Regions from separate parts of the Homo sapiens genome. Here region 2 is linked to region 1. The links are chromatin contacts, found by Hi-C in ENCODE. All regions are on one chromosome and are shown on one strand. Each heading gives the region's core, a stretch centred on a gene start or an enhancer-like site at or near the end of the contact. The rest is flanking DNA. Distances are from core to core; before and after follow the strand shown.

Region 1 (2,700 bases), core at 190-2,689:
ACTTGTCTGAAACTGAGCCATGGAGGTCGCCTGAGCTGGATGCACCATCTACCTCACCCAACTCAACAGAGAGAAGTTCCTGCAAGAGAATTGTGAGGTTTTAGTGGACAGGTGAATGTAGAGCAGGAGAAATAATCAGGAGTAGCATCAAGATTGGAGACTGGGGAGGCAGGTGTTTGGTGAATCCATTAACCTAGAGAAAAGATTATTAAGGGAAGAGGAGGTATGTGGGAGAGACTAACTTAGAGTTAGATGTATTACACACACAGTAGGTGCAGAACGCCTGGCTCTACTGTGTCTGCTGTTTCAGGAGGTGCTTGGAAACATAGGTCTCCCTCTCAGAAAAGAGCTCCAGGCCAGCACATACACATGTGTATGTGTGTGTGTCCCCTTACAGAGCAGAATAACCCACATCAATAAGCAGTCAGTTCTAGACAGATTCAGATTCTGGGACATTAGTATTCCTGACTATTTCTATCCTCCTCAAAGCATCAGGCCATGGAGATGCCCCTGGAATCCCATCACAAGTGTATGTGAAGTAGAAGTAGACGTCACTGGAGTGTAGGTGAAATAGAAGCCATGAGGGTTGAATAAAATTGCTTAAGAAGAGCATTATATTGGTTTCCCAGGGCTACTATAACACATTACCATAAAGCAGGGTAGCATGAAACAACAGAAATTTATTCTCACACAGTTTCGGAGGCCAGAAATTTGAAATCAAGGTGTCAGCAGGGCTGTGCTCCCCCTGAAGTCCCTAAAGAAGGACCCTTCCTTGACTCTTCCTAGCTTCTGGTAGTTGCTGTCCATCCTTGCCATTCCTTGGCTTCCATCTGCACCACTCCTATCGCTACCTCCATAGCCACATGGCCTTCTTCCCTCTGTGCCTTCCTATCTCTGTGTGCCCTCTCCTCTTCTTACAAGCACATTGGTCACATTAGATCTAGGGCCCACTCTAATCCCATAGGACCTCATCTTAACTATTTATATCTGCAAGATCCTAGGTCCAACTGAGGTCACATTCTGAGGTTCTCAGTTGGATCTGAATTTGGGGTTGGGGAGTGCTATTTAACCCACTATAATGGTGAAGAGAGAAAAAGAGAAAGCTAAAGGCAGAATCATGAGACGCACGAACATTCTGGTCGTTAGTAGGGAAGTGTTAGCAAAGGAAAGAGAAAGAGAGAGAGAGAGACCACATTCCTAGCTGCTGAGAGGCCGGGTGGGGATGCAAGCAGGTAACTGTGTGTGACCATCAGAAAACACTGGTAACGGCAGTTGGGTGACTAACTAATATATTTCACCCAGGACTAGAGTGGCAGTCCAGGATGCAGAACTTTCGGTGCTAAAACCCAACAGTACCAAGCACACTGGAATGGTTGGACACTCTACCTGGGAACCAGCAGTTCTATTAGAACTGAATGTGGGGAGAACGCACGGCTGAAGCTTAATGGCTTGGGGAATGAGTAAGCCTTAAGAAATGTACTTGCCTGGGGCGTGATTCTGGTTGCGTTGTTTTTCTGACAATTCAACCACATTTGGAATTTTCTTACGTAGGATATGGGCTTGAGTTTTTAATTTAAAGTCTTCGGGTAAGGTCAGCTCAGTCCCTAACCACCGGACATCGTGGAACAACCAAGTTATTGGAGATTAAAGTGTCCTTCAACTGTCATGAATGCCACTCTGACCCTCCTTGTCTGGAGGGGACCTCCAGGGCATGCTATTTAAATGAACCCAATTTTGAAAGTTCACCTATCTCTACTGAATGTGATAGCTATCTTGCTCTGCCTTCAGAGCACTTATCTTCAAAGTATTCAGCGCCAGGCAAAAGCCTTGATTTTTCCTTGAAAAAGAAATTGTCAGGATGTCTGAATCCATCCAGACCTTTGCATGTGTGATTTCATTATTCATAGTCAGCATTCCTCTTCTGGCTTTTGATCTGTAGTTTACAGAATGTGTGCATAAGGAGGCTCTCTTTCCCATAAACTGATCTCTTTACCCTCTCAGCCCGGAATAACTTTCCATTTATTCTTTTGATAAAGCGTTGATGCCGTGAGCCAGCATACATTAAATTTATCATGATACAAACACAGCACTACACTCTTATCCAGCCCAGATCAGCAACCAGATCACTGCCAGTGCCCCTCAAGTGTCTCTGATGATGAACAGCAAAGGGGACCTGTGGAATTTCTCACGACCATCAAATCTGAAGAAGGAATTCTTCTGAGAGCAGTTTGCAAAGTCTATCACCAGTATCCTGACTCTATTATTAGCTTGCAAGGTAGTTAAAGATATCTTCTCAGCCTTGACTCACTAATAAGCACTTTTAAATATATATCAAAAAGCCCTCTTAATTAAAATGCTTCAACTGCTTTCTACCTCTCTTCTGATAAATGCCAATATCATTAACATGGCTGCTCAGAACCCTGCCTGCCTCTCCAGTCTTGCCTGGCCCCAGACTCCTCTTTCCCTTCTGCTACTTCCCCTAAGTTGAATATTTTTCATTCTTCTTTCACCTGCTTATCTCCTACTCATCCTTCTCTTGTCATGTCAATTATCACTTTCTTGAGGAAGCTTTTCCTAACCCACCCCATGTCCCATCCACCTACTTGCCCCTGATCCCCAGGATACGTTAGAGACCTTTGCTTTCACAGAACTGCTACCAAGTCAAGATAGGCTGACATGTGACCATAGCAAGCACCACCA
Region 2 (2,700 bases), core at 158-2,657, 150 kb after region 1:
TCATGTGGCAGCAAGTAGTTATCTTCTAAAGGGTGAGAAATTGTATATTGACTCCACTTAGCTTCAGGCCACCTGTTTGTAAACACCACTCAGTGTCATACTGCAGCCCTGAATCTATTCCTCAGACAAGGCTGCCTGGAAGAGGCTATATTATGTTTCTTGGGCCAGAGCGCTAACAGAAAAAAAATCCTAATAATTTCTGACTTAATATAACTTCTCAGTATATTAAAAATTCAGAAATTGGAAAGGGAAACTTTTTATTTCTCTCTCTTCTCTTTCTTTCTTTCTGGAATACTGTACTAAATTAAAGAGTTTTGAAAAAATGTGTCATCAAGCTTCCATAATAAAATTTACCTTATGAGACTGCACAATGAATCCACTATCCAAATAAGTATAAGGATTAAAAAAAAAAAAAGTACAGTGTGCATCTTTCGGTAGGAATTCCTAAGGAGTGCACCGAGTGCCAATAAATGGAATATGTAAGAGACACCCCATGTGGATTACCAATTTCCGATAATAAAAAAAGAATAGAATTAGACACCTTAAATGTCAACCGGACTGAATGTGATTAAATATTTTGTTGGTGATTTTAAAGGCACTGCTGAATCTAGTGGTGCCTCTGGATTACCATCAATTAATTCACCAGCCACCCATTTATGTATTTATTAAGAAAACATGGTGAGGAGCTGTAGCATTCACAAGAAGCTTAAGGCCAGCACAGTCACCCATTTCTAGTTACTCAGTAATTTAGAAAAATTCTGAATACTGGAATTTTCTGATTGGATCAAAAATGAAATAATAAAATTGGAAAAATTTTGCTAGGCAAGATTGTTATACTTCAAAACTTAGCACTAGACTAAAAAATGACCAAAGTGACACTAATGTATGAAAATCAATCCAAAGGTTGAACGGCACTGCTGAAGAAAAGGCTTAAAGGTATTGCGGCATCTTGTTATATTCTTTACTAGATTCTATATAAACCATTATTCTTTATATTAATTATGGTCAAAGTGACCTCCTCTTCTGTCTCCTGTCTTACTGTGTTTCCATGGGAACAGATAATGCCATGCTTAACTTCTTTAAGTAAATAATCTGGAGAAAGCCTTGAAATCTCTTTTACCAGCCTGAGCCAGCCTCAGAAAAATAGTTAGCAATATATGAAAAATGTAAGTTGTTTTGGGTTATGTCCCAGTAAGCTGACAGTCTGTTAATATCTTTTTCATGCTCAGGCAAGATGTAACTAAATAATAAAACATTTTAACATATCGTTTCTAACAATATCTGTGTTTCTCCAGAACTCTTAGTCTTTGTGTGTTTGGGGAACTCTGTGTTTAACATTCCCCCTCCACTTTGCCAGATGTCCTCCTGAAATGCTGGAAGGACGCTGCTGAACTGTAGATTTCCTTCCCACATGCAAAGAAAGTCTTTTTCAAGAATTTCATTGGCTGCTACCCAGGAAGGCAGTTGTACCGATAGCCCCTGAACACAGGAGGGCAGAGGCAGGCTGGCCTGGCAAATGTCACCACAATATCTGTGTGCCTTCAACGGCTGCCTCCTCAGCCACGATCCTGCCTCCTGCTCCACTAGGAAAGGGAGCTGTAGTTATGGCCCAGTGACAGGGACTCTCTCCAGCTTCTATCTGCTTCTCTGCATTCTGAATCTTCTTGTGAGGTGCCTTGAGGCCTTTAGAAGCTATTCTGTGGCAGAGACATTATCACGCTGTGTACTCAAACTCATGCTTCTCTTTGTATAGAGCAGTGTTGCTCCTGAGAGGTGACTGCCCTAGAGGGTGCCATGTGAGCAGTCTCATCAATGGAGTGTGAGGGGGAGTGAGGATGCCTTCTGCACAGTCCCTCAGTCTCTGCCTGCTGCTGGAATAGGCTTGGGTCTCTGAGTCACCACATGGAGGAAAGGTGCCCACAGGCCCAGAATATCTGCCTTGGACTGTTGTGTGCCCAAAAAGTAACACTTTTTTTTTTGGTTAGGCCATCTTTATACAGCAGCTGGTGTTACTCTAACCCAGTGTTCTCCAAACATTGGCCTGCATTACAAGCTCCTGGCGGGCATATTAAAACACACTTTTCTGGGCCCTACCCTCAGTTTCCAGTTCAGTTTGTCTGGGAGGAAGCCCAAGAATTAGCATTCTTCCAAGTCCCCCAGGTGGTGCTGATGCTGCTGGTGCAGAGACCACACTTTGAGAGCCACTGCTCAGACCGCTGCTCATTCTATCCCGATTCCTAAACTGGGGTTGTGGTTGGCTTGTTTGGAGAAATGCTTCTGAAAGAACCACATGCTTGGCTTGTCATTCTGGTTTTATTCCTTGATCTCCTTTTGTATGAGCCCCGACTCCATGTTCTGCACCTGGGAAGGCAGCCCTGTTGCATCCCTGTGCCCAGGTCCCATGAGCTCAGCTTGCCCCGTGCCCTGGCTATCTCCTATGGAAGATTTGGGCAAAAGGCACAGTCACTATTCTGCTTTCTTCAAATAACAGTAGCAGTAATGGGAATAGCAACAGTGGTAGTGACAGCTAATGATTTTTATGTGCCAGGCACTGAGGTAAGCATATTCTTTACACAGTATCCTTTCACCATCATGAAAACATGATACAGTCAATATGATTATTATTTCTATTTTCCAGATGATGGAAGTGAGTTTATGGGAGACAGAGGTTGCTGGTTGGAGGTAAAAGGTGTGGCTCTA

What was found. Hi-C counts contacts between places; a loop is a spot of excess contacts on that map.
Region 2: a loop to region 1 is called in a map of MCF 10A, with 2.7 times the contacts of the local background. The contact joins two enhancer-like sites. A Hi-C loop is called at or near these places in 3 of 168 maps with a recorded cell type or tissue (MCF 10A, PC-3 and PC-9).

What each region holds. Positions count from the first base shown.
Region 1 is chr13:43,152,417-43,155,116 of GRCh38, forward strand. The region is part of intron 1 of LINC00400 (long intergenic non-protein coding RNA 400); the gene reads left to right. Among named protein-coding and RNA genes, the nearest start is that of LINC00400, 41 kb to the left of the region's middle. RefSeq lists an enhancer at 1,296-1,819. Within about 2 kb of position 1,440, at least 3 of the 41 ENCODE cell types and tissues checked have a DNase peak (open chromatin) inside an H3K27ac peak, as active enhancers do.
Region 2 is chr13:43,301,709-43,304,408 of GRCh38, forward strand. All of the region lies in intron 11 of ENOX1 (ecto-NOX disulfide-thiol exchanger 1), which reads right to left. Among named protein-coding and RNA genes, the nearest start is that of ENOX1-AS2, 150 kb to the right of the region's middle. RefSeq lists an enhancer at 1,569-1,798. Within about 2 kb of position 1,408, at least 10 of the 41 ENCODE cell types and tissues checked have a DNase peak (open chromatin) inside an H3K27ac peak, as active enhancers do.